Linked DNA regions of Homo sapiens: region 2 is linked to region 1. A link is a loop called in an ENCODE intact Hi-C map of the cell type or tissue named here. Cell type or tissue: MCF 10A. All regions are shown on one strand. Each heading gives the region's core, and the rest is flanking DNA. Links, peaks and the distances in the headings are about the cores only.

Evidence for each region. Peaks named below come from ENCODE experiments on the same cell type or tissue, not always from the same donor. Only the 100,000 strongest peaks of a DNase experiment are listed, where the experiment ranks them.
Region 2: a loop joins it to region 1, with 15 times the contacts of the local background. A loop is called at or near these places in 8 of 110 quality-filtered maps.

The regions. Positions count from the first base shown.
Region 1 is chr5:39,370,016-39,379,251 of GRCh38, reverse strand. It overlaps DAB2 (DAB adaptor protein 2), which reads left to right. Exons shown (of 15, transcript NM_001343.4): 12 at 1,970-2,602; 13 at 3,146-3,255; 14 at 4,168-4,238; 15 at 5,827-7,575. The coding sequence ends at 4,233. Among named protein-coding and RNA genes, the nearest start is that of C9, 10 kb to the right of the region's middle. In MCF 10A, for the core only: a CTCF peak has its summit at 2,816 (motif pointing left); a DNase peak (open chromatin) is centred at 2,821.
Region 2 is chr5:39,147,387-39,153,665 of GRCh38, reverse strand. FYB1 (FYN binding protein 1) reads left to right here. Exons shown (of 19, transcript NM_001465.6): 3 at 62-218. Among named protein-coding and RNA genes, the nearest start is that of FYB1, 69 kb to the left of the region's middle. In MCF 10A, for the core only: a CTCF peak has its summit at 4,573 (motif pointing left); no DNase peak of the experiment used is centred there.

The sequences.
Region 1 (9,236 bases), core at 1,207-5,206:
GAACTCCTGGCCTCAAGTGGTCCTCCCACTTTGGCTTCCCAAAGTGCTGGGATTACAGGTGTAAGCCACTGCGCCCAGCCCTAATATTTTTCTCTTTTACAAATACCATTCTCACTAATATGATATTTTCCTAAATGAAGACAAGTTGTCCAACATGAAAGATGATAAAATTCTACCCTCCTTTTTGCACAGCTAACTGGTGGAAATTATTAGCAAGTGATCTGGCTTCTGTTAATACAATTTAATTGAATGTGTTTTAAAATACAAGCAACAACTTTGTTCAAACTAAACCCATTTTTAGAGCCTGTATTGTAGAATATAACTTTTCTCTTGATTTGTTATGAAAGGAGTATATTCTTCAGTGAAAATGAAGTCTAATTTCTGTATCCGTGAAATAAGTATTTGAATTAACATAGCATTTGAAAATTAAAATTGCCCCATGCCTTGCTGCCAAGGAAGCAGAACAGGAGAATGGGGTGCCGGATTTAGAGCCAGTGTGCCTGATTTTCAGTTTCTACCATCCCAGACTATGACCTTCCCAATTTTAATGAATATTCTTGCACCCAGTTTCCTCACCTCCAAAAAGCATGCTGATTAAGTGAAATGGCCTGTTCTGAAACCCACCACTCTCTGTGAGTACACCATGTGTGCCCATGGCCAGATGGCCAGCATGCATGATGAGAATGGAGTCAGGTAATACCAATGTCTCAGACTAAGAAGCTCGAAGATATAATCTTGTGCTCCATCACTCCTAAATACCATTTTCAAAGTATTCCCTCTTGGAAACATAAACGTCCCTAACCCAGGTCTGAAGAAAACTTTCATAACTAAAGAATGCCATGCACCAAAGCTCAAAGCAAGTAGATTTCAAGAGCGAAGCATCACCCACTAATAGATATGAGGCTGAATTTAGGTTTCCTTCTTAGCGGTGAGTTTAACTGAATCATTAATGCACTTGGAAAGAGGCAGGAAAGACAGTGCCCTGTATATTAGAACAAGATGCAGGGAGCGAGCCTCTCAAGAATCAGAGGCCATCATTGGAGAGGCCTGGATTCTGGCGATTTAACGAATTCCTGATGACATAGCAAGGTCGTAGGAGATGGAGCCATTCACCACAAAGATCAGATGCCCCAACACAGGCCATTAGTTACCTTGAAAGATTTTTGTTTCCCATTGTCCTCTCTCCTCTTTTAAATTCTCTGTTCTAACTTCTGGCAAGGTTTAGCAAATGGCACATGGCAGGAAGCACTTTTATTTGAAACAGTCTTCCTAGGATAACATCCTTTCTTCCATTTTTATATATAAACGTCTAAAACTATCTTGGCATTGGCCAAACTTTATCTTCCCTTTATGTATATAGCTGTATCAGTCTTGGCAGCAATAAAAAGTGAAGAAACTTTGAAATGGTTTCTTCAGGATGCAAGCATGTTGAGGTCTTGTGCACATGTGTGATTGCTGGTTTCCATAAGACTCCAGACGTGAGCCAGTTGCCAAATGAAAAGATCAAATCTGTGACTCAGAGAGTCCAATGGATTATCTTAATTAACTACATCATAATCAGCATGGTTCATGCATAAAAATATATTCACTTAAATAAGTTCCTGCTATTAACAGGCTCTGTTCTAGTTGTTTGAGATGTATCAGACAACTAGTGTCTGTATGATAAGGGCTTATTTTTTTGATGAGTAGATACTTATGGACCGTACTACCCTTCTAATCAGGAAAGTTAAAAAGACATGGTAGGAAGAACATGGGCCTCAAAATGCAACCAGCATTTGAATGCTCACTATACAGTGTTAGCTGGCTAACTTTTACAGTGATTAATCTGTCATATTCTTCCCATATCAGCCTCAGGGCTCAATGGAGGTGTTAGCTGTGGAGAGGCTTTCCAGAGAGTTGTGCTCTCTGAAATTCAAGAATCTTCTTCAAGCTTGACTCCTGATAAGTATTTTTCTTCCTCTTACTTCAGGTGGTGTAACTGTCACACTCCCTCAGGCAGGACCATGGAACACAGCATCTTTGGTCTTCAATCAGTCCCCTTCAATGGCTCCGGGAGCCATGATGGGTGGTCAACCTTCAGGTTTTAGTCAGCCCGTCATTTTTGGTACAAGTCCAGCTGTTTCAGGTTGGAACCAGCCTTCACCCTTTGCAGCCTCAACTCCCCCTCCAGTGCCTGTTGTCTGGGGCCCTTCTGCATCTGTGGCACCCAATGCTTGGTCAACAACAAGCCCTTTGGGGAATCCTTTTCAGAGCAATATTTTTCCAGCTCCTGCTGTGTCCACTCAGCCCCCATCCATGCACTCCTCTCTCCTGGTCACTCCTCCTCAGCCACCTCCCAGAGCTGGCCCTCCCAAGGACATCTCCAGTGATGCCTTCACTGCCTTAGACCCACTTGGGGATAAAGAGATCAAGGATGTGAAAGAAATGTTTAAGGATTTCCAACTGCGGCAGCCACCTGCTGTGCCCGCGCGGAAGGGAGAGCAGACTTCTTCTGGGACTTTGAGTGCCTTTGCCAGTTATTTCAACAGCAAGGTTGGCATTCCTCAGGAGAATGCAGACCATGATGACTTTGATGCTAATCAACTATTGAACAAGATCAATGGTAAGCCACTCACCACTCTGCCTACTGTTCCAACAACTATCTCCACTGCCACATGGACCTAAATGAGTTCCCCAAATGAACCCTCTCCCACCCGCCAACAGCTTTGCTCTTGCTTCTGTTGGTAATCAAGGGTTACGGAGACAACTTAACCATTTACCTTTTGGTGATAACTATTTACCTTAGTCATTTCTGAGGACTGACCCAATGCTGCCCTCTAGTGATAAATCTTAAAAGGGCTGCCATGAGCTATTGAAATGTGATGACTGGTGACTCTTGGAGGGCTGTGTAATAAGGCGTCATCCATGTCCCATCAGCTTAAAATGAGGGGATTCTGAATCTCTTCCACTTCAGATAAATATGCATGGCTTTCTCTTCCGAGAAGGATAATAATTATTGGGGTACCTAGTATTTGGTGTTGATTTTTGTTCCACTGATGTAAATTTCAAAAGTATAGAACTAAACTTCAAAAATAAGCTGACTCGGGGACTGGCCTATATTTGGGGAAAGCTTGTCTACTGATTGCCTGGATTTTTTACCTTCTAGAACCACCAAAGCCAGCTCCCAGACAAGTTTCCCTGCCAGTTACCAAATCTACTGACAATGCATTTGAGAACCCTTTCTTTAAAGATTCTTTTGGTTCATCACAAGCCTCTGTAAGTATGAACTACTAGAAGCTCTTCTCCAAAGTACATGCCACATAGAGCTCCAGCCTCCTGAATTAACCTTGCTTTTATAATAGCTTTTATTTATTTATTTATTTTTTTAAGACAGAGTCTTGCTCTGTCGGCCAGGCTGGAGTGCAGTGGTGCAATCTCAGCTCACTGCAACCTCCACTTCCTGAGTTCAAAGGATTCTCCTGCCTCAGCCTCCTGAGTAGGTGGGACTATAGGCACGTGCCACCACACCTGGCTAATTTTTGTATTTTTTTGTAGAGATGGGGTCTCGCCATGTTGGCCAGACTGGTCTCAAACTCCTGACCTTAAGTGATCCATCTGCCTTGGCCTCCCTCAGTGCTGGGATTACAGTCATGAGCCACCGCACCTGGCTATAATAGCTTTTTGATGGTAAAACATGTTTAGCTAAGATTTGTCACCAAGAACCTTCACAGTATAAACATTCATTTAAACTGGAGAAAGATTATTTGCACAAGAACTATTATCTTCTGAATTTGAGAAATAATATCACATAGAAAACATCCTTCATATCTCACTTAACCTGACCCATGAAAGCATTTCGGGAGAAAATTGAGCCAAAATACTGTCTTGAAAACCTTTCAAAAATTTAAGTTCTTAATTTTCCAACAATATTTCTATAGCCTGTGAAAATAATACTTCCCATTTCGGGGAGGCAAATGAAATGCATCTGAACCTTGATTTTCACATAAATAATATACACTGCCATCTGCAAGCAGATGAAAACAAAACACTGTAAGCCCCATATAATGTTTGATTGGCTGATTGGCCTATGACCTAAGCGATTTTTAAAAGAATTTTGGAAGTCTTCATTGCGATTTTTTTCTTATGACTGTAACTGTATTTATTGACTAGATGATTTTATCTTCTTAGGTGGCTTCTTCTCAACCTGTATCTTCTGAGATGTATAGGGATCCATTTGGAAATCCTTTTGCCTAAATTCTGTAAGTAGAAGATCCTAATAAGCCTGTCTCAGGGGTTTTTGTGAGAAAGGGTGACATGGAATAAAGAGTGAAATTTTAATTTTAGAATTGGGAAGAGGGTAAATATCTATAATTTAGGAGTAATCGACAGGAAAATCTCTACTGAGATCATTCAATAATGACTAGGCTGGGCACTTAAGAATAGAATTCCTAAACACATCAAAAAATAGTAATATACCCTTGGGGATGTGGATTTTTATCTTATTCCATGTTCTTGGTTTTTCAGTTCTGTGTGGGAAGTAAAACTCAAAACAACACATCACAGGTTTCTAACCTTTTTACTTTCATATTGAAGTGGTTGCAAAACAACCTAGTAATAATTTGGTTTCCTATAAAGGGTTCAGATTCCATTGACTTTCTGAAGCCACCAAGTCAGCAAAACAGATTATGATCATTACTTCTCTACCATTTAACTGTGAGCAATCTCAAAGTTAGTCTGAAAGAGTCTGATGGTATTAAATCTGAAAGTTTTAACAACTATTAAAGATCTCCTTCATAGGCAGTAGGAGCTCAAAATGAGTCTGAAGGTTGATTCTTCTGTCTCATGAACTTTATCTTAGATAAGTGATTAGGTAGAATCACCCTCAGCTGAAATCCTGGGAGGGCTCAGTGTAACTCTTTCTCTACAGAAGGTGACAGCAACTTTATTCTGATCTCAAAAGACTGAATTTAGTAGGGAAAGGAACGCTCTCCCCATTTTAGAGCAGGTAGGCCAGCTGGTAGGGGTAGAACAATAGAAATAATGAAAAACAACAACAACAACAACAAAAACCAAGCCCATTTTTTTTCCAATCTTGTCTCATCCAAACAGGACTACTAAACTGTGATTTGGCTCATCTAGAATGTAATTATTTTTAATAGATAGATATCTTAAACGTGGCGAAAACAATAAGATTGAGCTTATAGGCATCTGGATCATTTTCCCTCAACTCCAGTTCTACAATGACTGTGTTTCCTGTAGTACCTTTCCATAAACTGCTTCAGAGAACTGGGTAAATCATTAAAAATGCAAATTCCTGGGTCCTACTGCAGCCCTAAGGAATTTCTCTTTGGTGCCAAGGAAATGCTTCCTTTTAACAAGAGTGCAGGTGATTCTAAAGGTAATAAAGCAGTAAGTAGATATTTAAGAGCTAGAAGTCTTACCAGAGATCATTCTCACCTTCCATTCAAGGGGAGATATACCCAAACCAATAGAAGGAGTAAACTACACTCAGAGTCAAGATGGATTGTATGGACTAAATTGAATGAACTAGACTTCTCTTTGGAGGTCCTTCCTTCTTTAGGTCATGAAGGAAGGATAGTTTAGGTCAACCTGCTACATCAATAGATTGGGTAAGGGGAACTCTCATGGGATAAAATAACTAACATTGTTGAGCACTTGCGCTAAGCATTTTATTAGATGCTCTACATTTATCATCTTCATCAATCCTCACATCAGCCCTAGGAGATACTATTACTGACATCTTTAATAATGACTTGATATTTAATACATTGATATTCAGTTCAAAAATTCTAACCACAAGTTTCTTTCTTCTCCATACCTCTCTAGGAACTTGGTCTGCAGACCATCCAGAGGAATAAAAAGGTTGGCCTTAGTAGTCAAAAACAAAGCTGATAGCCAGACACGTTCTGATTTCTGCCCTTGTTCCAGCTTTGACGTATTATCTGTTGCCTTATTTCTCATTGCCTCTTCTACTTGTAAAATGCTTTTCACTTTCTGTCTAGGTTAAAGCTAAACTGAATCTATGGCTTTAAATAAATTAAGATCCTAAACTCTCTAGCTTAAGTGTAAATGAAGTACAGTAGTTTCCCTACTGAACCCTGCCTCTTGTGTCCCTGGAACCTTCTAGAACACCTGCCTTCTACCCTCTGGTTGGGAGATGCAGCCACCACATCCCTTCATATCATACTGTTTTGAATAAATTTTCAAATCCTTATTGTTCAGAGTTGTTTGGGGGTTCTGTTTCAGAGCATAAAACCTAAAGGTTATAGTAGAACAAGGCACCTTCTTAAAAGAAATCTTGCTTCAGACCATCAGTTACAGAGAATTTCTAAAGTAAAATTGAAGCAACTACAACTTCTCCTTAGACACTTTGGAATCTAACCACTTAAGGACCTTTTTAAAGAGATAGCTTCTCTTCTTTCTGAAGATCAATTTCTCCCAAGGCCAAGATTGTCCTTTTCTCCCATTTCTTGCTAGCTATTGCAAATGAGGGAAGAACATTATTCATCTCTCCTCCCCTTTTTTTTCTGATTCTTTTTTCAGTCAGTTTTGCTCCTGGGTTCAAGTAGTATTACCACCCTTTCACAAGCAACAGACTCTCACAGGGCAAAAAAAAAAAAAAATCTAATGATTCACAGACAGATCTGGAGCCTCTCTTCATTCTCAGTAATTGCTAGTCCCAAGAACTAGAATTGCAAATGGGCACAACCTATATCCTTCCTGTGGAAGAGGAGGCCACTCTCTTGAGCTGAAGTTCCAGAAGAGCAGTTAATGTTCAAGAGAAATTGAACTCAACTCAGCAACAAAGGACTCTATTTTGAAGAGCAACATATCACAAAGCTAAATGTGATTGTGCCAAACACATTAGGTGCTTATTTGGGGTCATGCTAGGCCTTTATCAAGTAACTGGAAAACTTTTCTTGCAGCCACAATCTCAATGTCGTTAGTAGGAAGATAAGAGGGGAGAAAAAGCTGTAGAACAAATGTTTGGGGTTACCATTGAAAATCTAATGTCTGCAATATTTTTCTCCTCACAACTTGGAAACGTTCCCAGTTCATTTTCAGTCCTGTTGTGAGCACAGTTCTGAAGGGTTTATTATTGTCAAAATAAGTTTTGTTTTGTTTTGTTTATGTTGGGTTTTTAATGTTGTCTCTTGACCCTTAATGCTCAGGTTCTTGTGGGAGTTAATCAGCCACATCCAATGTTACCTTGAGGGGGAAGAAGAGGGTGATGCTCAGAAGCTAAACAAGACAGGGGCCACATGACCCTCTATTGATTAGCCCCAAGTAGAAAGTCCTGTGGTTTTATGTTTAATGGTAATAGTTGATCATATATGGCATAATTTTCTATCAGCTTCCTACTCAGTCACTATAAACACAGACTTGAAATAGTACTTTAAATGTCCAAATACCTAAATGTGCTAAACTGGAGGTAACTATTTCTAGGTAGTTGAATTTTTGAAAGTCATGATCAGCCACACAACTGTTTTGTACATACTTATTTTCTCATGCACTTTTCTGTATGCAAATAAAGCTATAAATTTACTCATTTCAATAAACTGGAGTGGCAGAATATCATGTGGTACCATCGGTTTATTCTACCTGCTTTGAGTTGACATTAGAGGCAAGCTATAAAACATACCAGTCTGAAGTGGAGAAAATGTTAGCTATAATAGATTCTGGATTGTCACAACAGTGAAGAGAAAGTGGAAATCCATGAAATAGGACCGTGAGTAAATTACCGTCTGATCTATTTCACACCTTCTTCTGTCTCAAACCCACACACACTCCCTTTCCGGGAGTGTAAGGAAGACTAGTAGATAAGACCTGTACCAGAACAACCTCAGCTGACATCCACTATAAAATCACTCATTAGTGCACTATTGGTTCATGCCTTTTACCCTTGGCTGCCTCTTGTTTTTTACTCAGTCATATTTGACCTCACCAAGACACGACTGTGTGGACTGCTCTAGGCTGGCACAGGCCCCTCTGGAGAGCTGTTGCATGAGGTGAGTGGGCTGATGAACAGATGTTTTTAGCATTAGGGCGCTCTTAAACTGTCTCACCTAGTATAAAAGTTCAAGGTTCTCATTCACTGCAAAAAGACCTGCAACTACAAGAAAGAGAATCCCAAGGTGGGCTTTGCATGGATATAGAAGTCTTGGTATTAAACCTAACTTTTCTAAGGAATAAGACATTTTGGGGTAGGATTATCTATTGGTGTATAATATTTTGGAATGTTCCTTATTACTGCCTTACCTTTCTCCTTGACTGAAACATTTGGTCTCTTTCTAACAATAGTGAGGTGGAATAGAAATACACTCCATACAAAAGCAGGTTCCAGGGGAATTGAAAGTAAGCCACAGATGAGCTAGAGAAGGCTGCTGATAAGAATATGTTGCACAAATTATCTGGCTTATCCAGGTGCTCTGCCGTGCGTCTAACCCGTTGAGCCTGTGTGTTATCTCCACGTGACTTAATCTGTGAGATCTTGCCACAGGTTAACTTGCTCGTGTGTACAAGAGGCGGACATTCCTTTCAGTGCAGTCGGAACTACTGTTGATCAAGCAGAGAGTGGCAGTTACTGAAGTGTCCCTGCAAAGTGGAAACACACCTGTTCCTTATACAGTTGGCTCTCCTAACCTCAGATTTCGCATCTGCAGATTCAACCAGCCACAGATGGAAAATATGTGAATAGAAAATAAAATAAAAATAATGCAGCAATTAAAATAATACAAATAAAAACAATACAGTATAACAACTATTTACACAGCATTTATATTATATTAGTTATTATAAGTAATCTGTAAATAATTTAAAGTGTATGAGAGAATGTACATAGGTTATATGCCATTTTATATAACGGACTTGAGTATCCGCAGATTTTGGTATCTGCAGGAATTAATCCTCCACAGATACCAAGGGACAACTGTAATTTCTTTAATAAGCAGTGGTATTCACACCTGTGTGCCAGAAGTTCAGCTTTTCATGGTAACCCTATTATCTTGGAAAGAGAGTTCCTTTACATATCAAATATATCTAAGCTAAAAGCTGAACTTTAACAGCCAGCATGCCCTTAAATTTCTCACATAAAAGGGAGAAGGTATAGACTTTCCCAAAATAACCTTGCATCTGTGAAGTACTTTACCATTTATGCAAAATAACTTTATTCCATTGATGCCATTCATAACCCTTTGAGGAGGGATCTGTTACTGTTGCAAGTCTTACTCAGGCAA
Region 2 (6,279 bases), core at 2,280-6,279, 230 kb after region 1:
TTAACAATCTTCTTTTTGAAGATTTGTCTTAATTCATGGTATTGTTTGCTTTGCTTCTTAGGTACTAGCAAAGGCCAGACGTCTTACTCAACAACTTCCCTGCCACCACCTCCACCATCCCATCCGGCCAGCCAACCACCATTGCCAGCATCTCACCCATCACAACCACCAGTCCCAAGCCTACCTCCCAGAAACATTAAACCTCCGTTTGACCTAAAGTAAGCAAAAGATTATCTTGCGATTTCTTTCCTAGTCTCTTGCCGTAGATTTTCAAACTGTGCTTGGTCAAATGCTGAGAGTTCCATGGGAAACTTCTGGGTCTACAAAAGTGGGCAGCTGGCAGGGAGAAGAGCTGGCTGAGCTGGCCGAGCTGGCCAAGCTGGCAGTGCAAATACCCCTAGAATTGCTCAGTTCTGAGCCATTCTTATTTATCTGTTTTATGTTGGGTTTCCCCTTAAGCCTTTATAGAAGCAAATTTCCACTGTTTTTTAAAAAGTTCTGAAGCTTTCTTGAGAACCACCAACTCCTCCACTATCAACATCTCCAACTCCTCCACTATCACGATCACCACCACTCCATCACCATATTTTTACTGACTGCTTATGAGGTGCTAGGACTTTTACATATATCATCTCTATAACCTTATTGATTAGATAGTATCATCATTATTTCACAGATGAGGAAATGGAACTTTAGCTCTGCAAAGAAGCCAAGTAACTTCTCCAAGACCACAAAATAGTGTAGAATAAAAATTTCAACCAATGTAGTCTGAATCCAAAGTAAGTGTGCTTTAAACTACTATGCTAAATAGCCTCCTTTAATTAAACAATAATACAGATTTTCTCTCATCCATCAGAATTTTTGGCTGGGCGTTAACATCTAGGAAACTTTTATTCAAGCCTGCTCTTGCTTGAATTTTCTTAGATGATATTTTTCAGAAATGTCAGCACTGTAGGGGTTGCTATGCATGGGCTCTTTATCCAGGATTTAATAGAAAAGTTGGTAAAGGAAAAAGCGAGTGGCAGGTTGGAATAAAATGGAATGTCATTTTAAGAATATTCAGACAATGGCAAGCATAAATCCTTAAGACAAAATGGACTAGATATTCCCTTTCTTCTTGTAGAAAATTGCTTAACATGATTCTCCTTTATCACAAATAAGTAATATCTCAACATATTTAGTACAATTTGATTTTCCTTCACTTAAATTCCCCTACCAGATTGATGTTCCTTACAACAAAATACTTAATATCCATAATCCATGTAATGGAAACTGTTAATAACAATATTGGATTGACAGATTCCCTGACATGCTTGATGACTACAATTTAGGGAAAGGATAGAAAACATATTCGTCATGGAAAAACACCACCATTTTTTAACTTTAATATGCTTTCTTGGGGGTTTAAGGATAGTAAGTAGAAGGTGCTAGAGCAGCTTCCTGGCTATTATCTTACATATGACCTGCGTTGTGCATTTATATTAATGGGCTGCACACCCTTCAAGGCATTTGAATTTATGGATGTCAGTTTAAAGCCTCTAATCCTCCATGATATCCAGCTACTTTTTCAAAAGGGAAAATATGTATAGTGAAAGACTTTCAAGCTCCCATCAGAAAGCTCAAGTAAATTCCACAACGAAGAAATCTCTGGGTTAGAAAATTTTCCCCAAGAAGGGGAAGCTAGAAATACATAGAGGAAATGAAACCAAAATGGGCCTTGATGTTTGGGCTCAAAAGTTTATATTTCACATGAAGGGGCAATGTATGGGGTAGTCTGTAAGAAGAATTGTGAAAGATATAGGTGTTTCTGTGCTTCTCACAGCACCAGTCCTCAAAACACATACATGAGTATTTCCCAAACATTCCCTCTGCCAACCTGCAAACGTTCCTCCCTTTTCTAATCAAAGACCACTCTCAAGTCAAGATCTAATAGATTTCCTTTACAGTCATGCAACAAGTATTTTTTGAGCCACTACATTGTGCTTTTGTAATAGGAGTTCAGGAAATATTAGTAAACAAACAAAGACCCCTGCAAAGCAGGGACCAAGAAACTAAAGAAATGAAAATAATAAACAGGGCTGGGCATGGTGGCTCACACCTGTAATCCCAACACTTCGAAAGACAGAGGTGGGAGGATCGCTTGAGCTCAGGAGTTTGAGACCAGCCTGGGCAATATAGCGAGACCCTGTCTCTACTAAGCATTTGAAAATTAGCTGGGCATGATGGTGCATGCCTGTAGACCCAGATACTCAGGAGGCTGAGGCAGGAGAATTGCTTCAGCCCAGGAAGTCGAGGCTGCAGTGAGCCATAATTGTGCCACTGCACTCCAGCCTGGGTGACAGAGCAAGACCCTATCTCAAAAATAAATAAATAATAAACAGGTAAAGAATATGGTATTAGCACTTGATACTTCCTAACATATTTCCTAAAGGGAAAACGGAGCAGAGGTAAGTGGTGGAGGTGGAGTGTGAGGGTGGCATTGGGGACAGCATGTTGCTGCTTGAGAGAAGTATATATTTATACTTTTGCACCAACCTAATAGAAAATGATACTTGAGCAAAGATTCAAAGGAAGTAAGGGAGTTAGACATGAAGGAAGACTGTTCTAGGCACAGAGCGCAGGTAGAGAGAGCAAGGGAAGGAATGGTAGGGAAAGAGTCAGCTTATGTAGGGCCTTGTAAGCCATGATAGAGATTGCAGCGCTTATCTTGAGTGAAATGGGAACCACTCAAAGAGCTACATCAGAGCAGTGACATTTTCTGACTTGTGCTTTATAAAAATCACCTTAATGGCTATGCTGAGAAGAGACAGTAGGTAGACAATTGTCAAAGCAGGGAAATCTGTTAGATATCACAGAAATGCAGGCAAGGTATGCAGTAGCACTGACCATGATGGGAACAGTGGAGGTGGTGAGAAGTGTCCATATGTTGGGTGTATTTTGAAGAGAGAGACAAAAGAATTTGGATTTAGTGTATGAAGGAAAATGGGAATCTAGAATGGGTGGTTCCAGTGTTTTTGGCCCAAGCAACTGTAAGTATCATGCTTCCATCAGCCCAAGCACCACCATGAGGAGGCTGAAGATGTCAAAGGATGAAGATGTTAAAATCACAACAGATCTAAAGATCTCAAGAGTTTCTATTTGCACGTCTAAAATTGGGCAACACTTTGTTCCATAAAGTAAAGTAAGTGTTCCAAAGATTGAAGCAGAGGAGGTTGGCTTTATAAACAAAAAGAACTAAAGAAAGCAGAAACAAAAACCAAAAAGTGGATTGGTCATTTCAAAGTTACTTTCCTTGTAAGGCAGGTACAGGGAGATAGAACAATAGAAAGATAATGGGTTGGTTAACATCAGGTACTTCAGGTCAGTCTTTCCTGTAAAGATTAAAACAGAGCTTCATTATTATGACAGAAAGCGAAAACTGGCCTCTTCAGGCAGCTAGGCCATTCTCTCTCTCTCCTGATTTCCCAAAAGGCCAGATAACAACTCAGTTTCAGTTTGGTGAGCGTGGGTGACTCCATTTTGATTTTTAATCTGGTCTTCTGGGGCCCAGTGCGGGAATTTAGTCGAAAAAAAATGGCCTCCTAGATTTTGTTTAACAAAGGTGAACAAGTTTTGTTTAACAAAGGTGAGGAAGATCTGGAGGTCATGGCTATGTTAAGTTTGAGGTACCTTTTAAGCATCCAATTGGGTAAGAAGTTCTGGGTTTAAAATAGGAGAGAAATAGGAACACATTTCACACTGAAAGTCATAAGGCTGGTTAAGATGACCAAGGAAGGGAGTGTAAACAGAGAAGAAAGGAACTGAGCTCTGGGGCACTGTAACTCTCTGAGGCCTGGGAGGAGGAGAAGGGGCAAAGGAGAATAACAGGAACAATCAATAACGCCGGGGTCTTGGAAGCCCAGGAAAGGAAGCATCCAAGGAGGAGTCAGTGAGAAACTGTGTCAGGTGCTGGTGGAGGCCAAAAAGTGAGGACTGTGGAGGTCAGTGCAGGGGAAGTTGTCAGGAGTGGTGGCGATACAAGGCTGATTGAAATGGCTTTAAAAGAGTATGAAAGGAGAGGAATTGGACAGAGCAAATATAAACAACTCCTTTACAAAGAAAGGGCAACCAAAGAAATGGGACAGTAACTGATGGGAGAAATGAGATCAAGAGCCTTTTTAAAGATGGAAATAACAGCACTTTTGTAGGCTGATGGAAAGATCCAGTCAAGAGGGAAAAATGGTAAGGGTGGAGAGAGGGGAGAATTGCAGGAGCCAAGCATTAGAGCAGCAGGGAGCAATGGCTTCCCTAAGGTTTACAGTTCTCCCTAGCATGTGGAGTGGAATCTCTAATTGGGATCAAGGAAGGAATTTTAGAAGACAGGGTGGACTTTATCATCTGCAGCCTGTTCTGCCTACTCCTAAAGCTGTTCCCAGAAGTAACTTGCAATCATATCATTCAGGTCAGGATGTTTTAAGAGTGTAAAAGATTCCAGACAGGTGAGAATCAGAAATCCTAAATAACTGAAAATAAAGTAGTTGAGGCCAAAGTTATATTGTATTTTAAATTGTATTGTTTCCCCACCTAGTGGTCAGAAATCAGTTTGTTACATTTTCTGCTATTTTTACTCAGGCATTTGAAGAGAAAATGAAATGGGTCAAAAGAGCATGTTTATCATTTTTAATGTTCAAATCAACACCTTTTAGTGTAATACATTTCTTGGTACCTTTTTAAATTATAATTTTAACATCATAATTTTTCATATTGAAACAGAATCAATGGTTGTGTTTTGGCATATCAAACAAATTACATGGTTATTAATAGTAATGAGACAGGAAAAGTGATGTAATAAAAAATAGTAAATAATGGGAAGTGACTAAGGTTAGAAAAGGGAAGGTTCAACAGTTCTTACCCTGAAGTCATTCATAGTTAGTTTAAAGGGTTTTTTGGTTTCTGTTTATGTGTGTGTTTTATTTTTTGTCTGTAAAATTGGAGGAAAAGTAAGAATTTACCATTATAACCTTTTCATTAATTAGAGATGCTTAAAATGTTCTGAAACTTGAGACTTGCCGTATCAGTAGCCAGCTGCCAGATAGTCTTCTCTCACACTAGTTGGAAAGTGTTGGCTTAAACAAGTCAGTTTTCAAATTCCTCGTGGGTTAAATATAGGAAGACATGTTCCAGAGAAAAGGCCGCAAGATTTTACTCCCAGTAAGGCAGGTATAGAACAAAGTTTAATGTGTCATGTAGATTTCTTCCTCCTTCTTTAAAAAAAAAAAAAAAAAAAAAAAAAAAAAAAAAAAAACCTGCTGATAATTAAAAGCTAAATGCATGAATAGCCAATAAAGTAAAAGGCCAGCTGGGCATGGTGGCTCATGCCTATAATCCCAGCACTTTGGGAGGCCGAGGTGAGCCAATCACATGAATCCAGGAATTCAAGACCAGCTTGAGCAATATGATGAAACCCTGCGTCTACAAATATATATATATATATATATATATATATATATATATATATATATATATATATAAAAAATACATATAATATACATATAATGATAAGGGTGGAGAAAGGGAAGAATTGCAGGAGCCGGGCATTAGAGCAGCGGGGAGCAATGGCTTCCCTAAGGTTTACAATTCTCCCTAGGGTGTAGAGTGGAATCTCTAATTGGGATCAAGGAAGGAATTTTAGAAGACAGGGTGGACTTGCCGGGCGCGGTGGCTCACGCCTGTAATCCCAGCACCTTGGGAGGCCGAGGAGAGCAGATCACAAGGTCAGGAGATTGAGACCATCCTGACTAACACGGTGAAACCCCGTCTCTACTAAAAATACAAAAAATTAGCCGGGCGTGGTGGCGGGCGCCTGCAGTCCCAGCTACTCGGGAGGCTGAGGCAGGAGAATGGCGTGAACCTGGGAGGCGGAGCTTGCAGTGAGCCTGGGCGACAGAGCAAGACTCCGTCTCAAAAAAAGAAAAAAAAAAAAAAAAAAGACAAGGTGGACTTTATCATCTGCAGTCTGTTCTGCCTACTCCTAAAGCTGTTCCCAGAAGTAACTTGCAATCATATCATTCAAGTCTGGATGTCTTAATAGCATAAAAGATTCGAGACAGGTGAGAATCAGCAATCCTAAATAACTTTGAAAATAAAGTAGTTGAGGCCAAAGTTATATTGTATTTTAAATTTAAATACACACACACAGACACACACACACACACACACACACACACACACACAGGCATATGTACAAAAGTTTAGCTGGGCATGGTAACACGTGCCTGTCGTCTCAGCTACTTGGGAGGC